2 separate regions of the Mus musculus genome follow, and region 2 is linked to region 1. A link is a loop called in an ENCODE intact Hi-C map of the cell type or tissue named here. Cell type or tissue: left cerebral cortex. All regions are shown on one strand.

Region 1 (5,000 bases):
ATGTTTTGTCAACTGTATGAAAAGGCTACGGGTATGGTTATTTACATTAAAAATAGCTTTCTTCCATCCAGAGAGTGCCCCACTCGGGGATCCATCCCATATGTAGTCACCAAACCCAGACACTATTGCTGATGCCAAGAAGTGCTTGCTGACAGGAACCTGATATAGCTGTCTCCTGAGAGGCTCTGCCAGAGCCTGACAAATACAGATGTGAATGCTCATAGCCAGCCATGAGACTGAGCATGGGGTCCCCAAGAGAGGAGTTAGGGAAGGATTGTAGGAGCTGAAGGGGTTTGCAACCCCATGGGATGAACAACAATATCAACCAACCAGACCCCCAGAGCTCCCAGGGACTAAACCACCAACCAAAGAGTACACATGGAGGGACCCATGGCTTCAGCTACATTTATAGCAGAGGATGGTCTTGTCAGGCATCAATGGGAGGAGAGGCCCTTGGTCCGGTGAAGGCTCAATGCCCCAGTGTAGGGGGGAGTGCTAGGGCAGTGAGGCAGGAGTGGGAGGGTAGGTGGGGGAGCACCCTTATAGAAGCAGGTGGAGCAGAGATGGGATAGGGGGGTTGTGGAGGGGAAAATGGGAAAGGGGATAACATTTGGAATGTAAATAAATAAAATATCCAATGAAAAAATTGCTTGCTTTGTAACCTATAGAAGCCATTTAGACATAAAAGGGACATCATCTTTGATGTCAGAGATACTGTTACACCCTCCCATGACATCATAGATAAGCCAGAGCTTTAGGGTGGTGCTTGCTATATTGTGGGTTATATAGAAGTGAGAACATTTTTACCAACAAAAAGAGCTTGTGTCTGTGTCCTTACCCCTGAGATTTATTACCTGTGTGAGTTTGAAGAACCTTGTGAAGATAATATTGGCTCAGCTAGCAGAAATTTCTGATCACCTTAACAAATGCTTAGAACTCTATTAAGCAACAAGTTGTTCTTTAGTCAGTCCGCTGAGCAGGTTTTCCTGAATCATGTGTGTTCCCTGGGAGATTAGATAAACTTTAACCCATTTCTAGCAAATCTGTACAACTTTACAGTGTACGCCCAATACCTTCACCTCATTCCTGTTCTGACTGACCTCCTGGGTTCTGACTGACCTCCTGGGTTCTGACTGACCTCCTGGGTTCTGACTGACCACCTGGGTTCTGACTGACCTCCTGGGTTCTGACTGACCACCTGGGTTCTGACTGACCATCTGGGTTCTGACTGACCTCCTGGGTTCTGACTGACCTCCTGGGTTCTGACTGACCTCCTGGGTTCTGACTGACCTCCTGGGTTCTGACTGACCACCTGGGTTCTGACTGACCTCCTGGGTTCTGACTGACCTCCTGGGTTCTGACTGACCTCCTGGGTTTCTTTTTCACATTAGCTTGACTTCCTTGCCTATGTTTATTTTTGTTGGAAACTATCTTCAAATCTTCTTGGAAGGCACTGAATAACAGACCATGTCCCCCTCTCAGAGCTGATATATAAGTGACATATATCATAGGTAGTGTACTTTTTTTTAACCGAATCAAAGAATTATAGCTGCTTTAAACTGAGCATTTAAAATGGCCGGTTACCATGTGTCCACGTTTGGTCCATAATTACAGGAAGTTCAGTGAGGCTATCTGGAGATTTCCTTTTCAGCCTTTAGTGTGGTAAAAAGATGATGTGCCTGTCTACTGTAGATCTTAATTTCTTTGATGGTTTTTTCTCCCTTAAGAGCTCTTGCTACCCATTATCTTATGTTTCATATTTTATTGTCAGCAGCACAGTAAACCCTCAGAAGAGGCTTAGGAGAAAGAGTGTTTTCACAGGGCAAGGTTGCAGCCTCCTGACCCACGTGAGATGTCTGTGCTCAGGAGCTTGTTTTGTGTATTGCAGGCCTTTCGGGAAGACCTGGAATGCCTCATCCAAGAGCAGATGAAGAAAGGCCACAACCCAAGCGGCTTATTAGCGTTACAGCAGATTGCGGATTACATCGTGACCAGCTCCTTCTCGGGCTTCTCCTCGCCCTCCCTGAGTACGCTTGCTCTCCCCGTTGGGATGCTTGCTTTCCTCTGCTGCAGAGCACTGTGCTCCTTAGCAACGTGTTCCTGTTCAGCTATAGGACGGATAAGTAGGTCTGGTGCTACCGCCTGCAGGACCAGCGCTCAGCAGTGACGGCAAAGGGTCATGAAACCAAGGCCAGCCTGGGAAAAGTAATGAAGGCCACAAGAGGTCTAGAGATGTTGTTCAGTGGCTGGTACTACTCACAAGGCCATAGGCTCAGTCCCCAGTACCTTTTAAAGGCTACTAACATCTGATACTTAGAGTAGCATATGAGCCAGCCACTGAGGAAGCTTTTCAAGCCTTATTAAAATACTGTAAGGCATGGTCACTCTCCCAGATGGATGTATAATTTAATTAACCCTGGAGGACCAGTGTAGTAATCTATGATTTTTTTTTTTTTTTTGACTCACAGTTTCCAAGTGGATTCAGTCCACCACGGCAGCAAAGGCAACCCAGCTCTGCCTGTGAGATGAGAGCCGCAGACGGCAGCTCCTCACACACACACACACACACACACACACACACACAGCACAGCACAGGGAGCAGACAGAGAGTGGGCCTGCCCCTGGTGGCCTACTTCTCAGCAGCTGCAACACTTCCAAAGGTTGTATAGCCTTCACGATAGGGCGCAAACTGGAGACCACGCATTCAACATATAATCCGTTAGTGAACATTTCAGAATCAAGCCATAACAAGAACTGTAGAAGAAAATGTTCAAAAGCCATTCACAAGAAATTGTCCGTTCCCCTTTTCCTATGGCCTCATGTTGATTGTTGTGTGAAGAAAACTGACGAAGGAAGGAAGAGGGCCAGGTAGTCAGATCTGGAAGGGTGTGCTTCTGAGAGCATCGTATAAAGGACCAGGCGTTTTACTCATTGTGTAGCTCATTGCTAAGAGCAGCAATTTGTGTCTCTGAACTCCCTGGAAGTGCTAAGACCATGGGCTGGACGTTCTAGTGTTTCAGCTGTAACCATATTCAGAGCCTTTGCAGTGGCGGGCAGGTGCAGAGGCCACATAGGGCCAGCAGACAGCCTCACGGAAGACTCAAGAGATAAGGGGCTTTTCTTTGTTTTATGTATCCCCGCTGTCTCTTTCTTTTGTTGATAGAGATTTCTAAGTCATATTTTATTGAATGTAAGTCTTTTCTAAACACTTGAGACCCAACAGTAGGAGGGTGCCAGGTGGGGCGTTTGTAGAACTCCAAGGGCACCATTGCCTTGGGCCTGAGGGTCCTGGGGTAGCAATCTAGGGAAAGGACGTAGATCCGACTGAAAAGACTCTTCACTGTTAGACCCAAGCAGCTGCCAGCAGAGAAAGTGAAAGCCCGAGTGAAGAGGATTAGTGGCTGCTGTTCTGCATGAGTGCCAGGCAAGGAAAGGAAACTGAGTCAGATCATTGAAAGAGAGAGGCCCGTGCCTGCATCAGCTGTGTAGTTGTGGGTCTATGAGGGAGGAGAACCCTAGAGAGCTTAGAGGCAGACCAGACCTGCTGGGTACAGGCGCGTGAGTCACCTAGCTTGCAGAGACACAGTCTGCCAGCAGAAACAACAATTCAAAGCTAGAGCTATTTTAAGCACTCTGTTACAGTGGGCATTTGTACTAAGCACTGTTGTACTAAGCACTGTTGTACTAAGCACTGTTGTAGAGACAAGGACTACACAGGCAAGATTCTCTTTCCCTTGGAGTTAGGAAATTACACTAAATAAAGCAGGTGATCAGACAATAGGGCATTGCCATGCCAAGAATTACAGTATGGTGATGTGCTTGGAGAGTCTGGGTAGTACATACATGAGGTCATCCTGGTAAGGAACCAAATCGGAAAGAAGTGGGGATTTGATTGGGCTCTTCAGGGAGCAGAAAGATAGCGGCCTGAGTGCCCTCTGAGGGGACAAATAGAGCAGAATTAGACAAGAGCAGAGGCAGGGCACATGATATTTAAATGTGTTGTGATGTCATCATGGCCTGCTTTGGAAGTTGGCATCTTGTTGCTACCATAGTGGGAAAACATTTTTAAATTGGAGTGATTTTTAAAGGCGCACTAGATTTTCTGTGCAAGAATGAACTTGAAGATTTCATAGAATTAACAAGAAAACTAGGAAGAACCAGGGTTTAGGATCTAGTTTGGTTTGGGAAATGAAAGAAACTTGTGGCATGTTTGCTTTGAGTTGCTGAGATGCCACAGCCATTGAAAATGCAGTTGAGTGCTTAGGAGAGTGTCTTGCAGGCAGATCCAGAGAAGTGCCACCCAGGCCACTGTACCACATGGGGAAGGGACTAATGCAGACTCGCCCCTCTGAGCATCCTAGTTCCACATCAGGAACATGTTTGTGGTTATAGGTGACAAAACATGGTAGCAGGAAAGCCATATCCCATATCCCAGGAGTGACTAGAAGTCAGGAAGTGCAAATGGACCCATTTGGAAGATTTTTGTGGCAGTGTGAAAACAGAGAAGTTATGTAAGAAGTAGAAGTTATGTAAGAATAAAATAATGGTGACTATAAAAATTTATTAAAAATTAAAGTATTTTAGCTGGGCACAATGGCTCATGCCTTTAATCTCAGTACTTGGGAGGCAGAGGCAGGCAAATCTTTGAGTTCAAGGCCACCCTGGTCTACAGAGTGAGTTCCAGGATGGTTAGGGCTACACAGAGAAACCCTTTCTCTGAAAAATTGTTTTTAAGTATTTTGTTTGGCCTATACATGATTGAAACTGTTTCTTTGGAGTAGTTTGCAATATTGCAAATTTTGATGATCTCTTACTTTGAACCTACCATTTATTTTATTTTTGAGACAGGATCTCATGTTGATCTCATGTTCAAGCTGGCCTTGAACTCATTATATAGTCAAAGATGACCTTGAACTTGTGATCTTGCTTTCTCCACCTCCCAAGTGCACAGGCTATAGGAATGTACTACCACACACCACCAATTGGGTTTCTCTTTAAAA
Region 2 (5,000 bases), 200 kb before region 1:
ACGGATGGAGAGATGCGTAACACGGCATAACCAGGCAGCACTCACGACCTCATTGCGGCTGTGGTTATCCTCACAAGGCCTGCACAAGACTGGACCAGTGGACAGGTCTGCATGGATAAGGCCTGCCCACCTCCCGAGAGACTACTGGCAGCTGGTTTCTGGGTGTTAACTCTCTTCAGTGATGTAGCCACTGATAGCTTCATTGTAGCCTATGCTTCAATAGATAGTATCTCACCCAAACTTGTGCGAGCAACTCTTAACCTAAATGGATTACACGTAACACAGAGAAAGAAGGTGTGAGAACAGGAGGTAACTTCATGAAGAAAGTCTTCAACGAGAAAGTGGGGCGTGAGAGGGATGGGCTGAAAATGCCTAAAACTAATTTTATAAATGGATGAGACTGTCAATCTCTTATATTTATTTATATGAATGCTTTACCTACACGTATGTATGTATGTATGTATGTATGTGTAATATGTGCATGCCTGGTGTTCTTGGAGGCCAAACGGTATCAGATCTCCTGGAATTGGACTTACAGCCAGCTGTGAGCTGAAAATCAAACTAGGTCCTAGCCCAAGCACTTAACCATTACGCCATCTCTCCAACCCCTGCTTGGTAGACTCCTCAAAAAGACCTTGACTCAACAGCTAGTGACATTATCCAACAGATAAGCCTTTTAGACACAGTCCTATGTCAACCTAACCAACGACTTCACGAAAAGCCAGTACTGCGTTATGGGCAAGCACTCGGCCCCCAGCCCCATGCATCACGAGCATAAAGCATGATTGGAGCGCTAGAGGGCAAGGTAGACAAGGCATTTGATTAAAGAAGGGCTGTTTGTTTGGGGGACTTGTTGTTGTGTTGCTGTTGTTGCTGGAATGGCACACTCGGCCTCCTGAGGTCCGGAAACTACGGGCACTGCCATCCCAAGCTCAAAGGATGTCCTTTCATTTCTAAATTACACTTGTTTGTCTGAGTGCCTATACGTGCACATACACGTGGAAGACAGGGCACCTTGCAGAAATCGGCTCTCCCTCCATGATGTGGGTTCCAAGGATCCAATTTACATCGTCAGACTTGGCAGCGAGCACCCTTACCCGCTGAGCCACCTCACCAGCCCTTCAATACATTCCTCCATAGGCATTTTAGCTTTGGGAGCAGCTCCGGGTTCACAACAAAAGTGCACGGTTCCCACACAGTCCCAGGCTGATCTAGAACTTACCACAAGTCGTGCTGGCCTCAAGCGCAGATATGTACCACCATGTCTGAGCATACAGTATTTTTGCTGACCCCCAAAGTCATCTTTGTTCAACTACCCGACTTTGTTCAACTCACTCTCCCCTGGGCCCTGGTCATCTCTGGCTTTCCTTACCATCTCCATAGCTAGCTTTTCCCAGAATGTCATTCAGCTGGAATCACACATAGCCTTTTCAGACTGGCTTCTCTCACTTACCAAGAGGAGGGTAAGAGTTCCGCATGCCTTTTCAGGGTGAGATATCTCAACTCTTTTAGTCTTGAATGATACTCCAATAACTAGCTGTACTGCAGCTCATCTGCCCCTCACCTGCAGAAAGGCATCTAGGCTGCTTCCAAGTTTGGGTTACTATGAATGAAGCTGCCACAAACAATTCTGTGCAGACACGGCTTTTGTGTGCACATACTATTTCAACATATCTGGGTAAAGACGAAGGAATGTGACCGCTCAGTTATACGACAAGCGTTTATTAGCATGCATATAACTGTCAAACTGCCCGGGCCAGGCTTCATCAGCAATGAACAAGAGTTCCTGTTGCTCTCTATCTTGGCCAGCAGTAGACACTGTCAGTGTTTGGGCTTTTGCAACTCATTGTAAACAAGTAATGAAAGATCATATTTACCCAGAAACAACCTGATGCACAAAGCTGTGCATAATGGGAAGTGCCAGGAGACAGCTCCGTCAGGGTTTCACGGACTGACAACCTGACTGCTGCAGCTTACCCACGGCTGCCCCTTGTGTCTGCTTCTCTGTCTTCAGCCACCAGCACCTGGGTTTTCATACCTCAGTACTTATGATGGCCTCAATAGATTCCCCCGTAGTGTAGCTCACGCTGGTTATACGACTCACTGAAACCCTACCAGTGCATTGTCAGCACAAGGACGACCTCACCAACTGGACTTTCAACTCTGGGGAGTCTCGGGGCAGAATTACTCAAGGGAAGGAGGATCACTGGAAACGGTCCCATCTGTCACCCGGTCATGTCCACGTTCCTTACAGGGCGGCTGCTTCCGAATCCTGTCTTCAGAGGGGCATTTTTCCCTGTCCTCAGCTACTTAGCCTGTATTCCCTCATGTGTGTCTCAGAGAAAGAGGGAGCCAAAATATCTGGTGGGAAGCCACTACTTAGGAGAACAAAGTAAAGGAATCGCAGGTTCCTGGCCAGTTTGGACAAATCGCTGATACTTACTCTACTTCAAAGTACAAAGAAAAGGGCGGCCGTGGATACGGCTCAGGGAAGGCTGCTTGCCTCGTATGCACTAGGCCCTAGAATCCATTCCTAGTACCACACACACACAAACACAAAAAGTACTTGGACTGCTATGGATCCGTCTTACAACTGAGGGTGTAGCTCAGTATTAAGCACTTGCCTAGTACCACAAGGCACTCGGTTCAATACACAGTCCTATTCCACTGCCCAGAAAAAAAACCAAACCGCCTCCATTCATACGTTAACACCTCCACGGATCCGAAGGGAAACCCGTTGTGAACTCAGATGAATACCAGCCCCTGAAAACCTGACTGTGACACTTTCTTGACTTTCAGAACAGATCTGTTATGCTTCTAAATCAAGCCCTGTCCCACTGTGGTCAGGGACCCCTCTATACTATTCCAGCCCTCTTGAACTCAAGAGCGCCCCCTACTGCAGCTTCCGAAGCTAGGACTACGGGAGGCCTAGGTTAACATTCTCACCTCGGACTCCTGTGGGGGAACTTCTGACTCAGCTGGTCCAGAGTGCAGCCTGGCCTAGGAAATTTATAAAGGCAAATATCTGGCAGAGTCCACCATACTTTCAAGATCATTGATTTTCTGACAGATTTTGGCCTGTATTTTAGGCACACTCCAACTGAAGGATTTCGTTGGCACCAACGGGGTGTTTACAAAACAGAATCAAAAGCATCAACGTTGGCAGTTGCTAACCTCACGGGCAAATTTAACATCGCCAACAGCAAGCATCTACCCCTCAGCTAAGAACTGAAAACGGTCAAGCCCAAGTGGGTTTGGTCAAAGTCATCTTCGGCTTCCTCCTCACTGTCTCCTCTCGGCCACACCCTGGCCTTCACCACGATTTCCTGCCTCCTCACTGCATCCCCCCTCTTGGATTGGCATGTCAGGCCTTCTTAGAACCCTGAGCATCTACTCCCACCCATGTATCTTCTGCCCCCAGTACTTCTCTCAACTTCCCTTACTGTGTTCTTAGCCTTCAGGCTCCTCACATTGGTTTTGGGTAAAATGTAGCGAGTTCTTTGTCATCTGTATCCTTGAACACCATGAAAAGACTCCCTAGAGTACAACCAACAGATAATGATTAAACCGCAACATCAGACAACCGTTGAGGTCAAGGGATTGTAGAACCAGAAGCCGCTCACCCAGAGACTACCACTGAGCTAAGGACAAGAGGAAGGATGGCTGAGTAGCCATGGCCGTGAAAAACACAGTCTATGAAGATGACTGAAGGCTGAAGAATTGACACTCAAGGTCAAAACCAGCAAAACTAGGCACCCAGGACCAGGATGGAAGTGGCAGGGAAGGGAAACTATTCTATGAGGATACCCATTACTAGAGAGAGTACCATTATACAATAAGCATTTTTATGAGTATCTACAATTATTAGAGTCTGACACAGAGTACACTAAGAAGAAATACAGTGGACTAAATGGTGTAATGCGTAGGTATCCTGCCGTTCCCTAAAGCGGAGACCACGCTGTTTCTCTATCCGTGCGTAACTGTGCACATTTAGATGGCTGCCTATCACAATGTTGTGTCTGTGATCTTTTCAGAAAAAGCTACAAAAACAGCAGTGAAATGAAAAGGAAAAAGTTAGAAGATGCTATATCAAAAACCTCACTCCGCATCCTTTATTTCTGAGAAACCCTAGCAGCAGCCAAGAGCTGAGCAGTGTGCAGGGAAGCTGAAAGCCAAGAGCAACAGAGCGGCCCATGATGTAACATTAGCCTCTACTGCCAGGTATTTTTAAATCATGACTTAAAGAGAATAACTCATTAAAAAGTGTCTTGCATATGAAAGAGGTTCTCAAACCCGAAGCCGTTGTCACCAACGCTTTTCCCTGCTCACAGCTCACTGCCCTCACTGGGTGGACTGCACTAAATATGACAATGTGGCACGCATGCAAGAGCTCAAGAAATGTGGGACCCTGGACCTGAAGCTCCAGCTCGGATTCCCACCCATCTTGTTATAAGAACAGAGGGCTGATGTCCTCCACTTTCAGCATCCTAGAGCCTGCCCAGATGCTCTGGTCTAGCGACAGCATGTGTCTCTACCTACATAGCTGAGACAGCCGAGGGCTTTACACACAAATACTTGTCACGATGATTCTTCCGAGGATGATTTTACTACTCCCATTTACAGGAACAGAGGTTGAAAGGAGTTAGGGAGGTGCCCAAGGCAGCTAAACCATCATGAGCCAGAACTCCAGGTCTATGCAATTCTCTAGTGTGTGCGCCATTCCCAGCATTCCTAGGGAACTGAAGAGCGTAAAGGAGCCCACAGGCAGCAGAACTGGTCCTTGGCCTCATCTCCAGCTGGCATCTGCCACTTAGCTCCCAGGATTCCCACCTCGGAATTTGGTTATTTGAGTCCTTCATCCCTTCTCCCTCTTTCTCCTACTTCCCTCCTCTCTTCATCCTAACCTAGCTCAGGATGAGCTGAGTAACTGTTTTCCTTGATGTAAAATTGCACACAATGCCAGGAGTCTTCCCACAGGTACTCGGTGGGTACACAGCCCC

The links. A loop is a pair of places that touch in the nucleus more often than their neighbours do. Peaks named below come from ENCODE experiments on the same cell type or tissue, not always from the same donor. Only the 100,000 strongest peaks of a DNase experiment are listed, where the experiment ranks them.
Region 2: it touches region 1 in a loop (2.5-fold over the local background); 5 of 42 quality-filtered maps call a loop at or near these places.

What each region holds. Positions count from the first base shown.
Region 1 is chr19:53,224,703-53,229,702 of GRCm38, forward strand. Add3 (adducin 3 (gamma)) reads left to right here. Exons shown (of 15, transcript NM_001277100.1): 3 at 1,889-2,027. Among named protein-coding and RNA genes, the nearest start is that of Gm52402, 18 kb to the left of the region's middle. In left cerebral cortex, no CTCF peak of the experiment used is centred here; DNase peaks (open chromatin) are centred at 2,190, 2,565 and 3,561; H3K27ac peaks cover 298 bases.
Region 2 is chr19:53,026,270-53,031,269 of GRCm38, forward strand. All of the region lies in intron 1 of Xpnpep1 (X-prolyl aminopeptidase (aminopeptidase P) 1, soluble), which reads right to left. Among named protein-coding and RNA genes, the nearest start is that of Xpnpep1, 9.8 kb to the right of the region's middle. In left cerebral cortex, a CTCF peak has its summit at 2,897 (motif pointing left); DNase peaks (open chromatin) are centred at 4,220 and 4,528.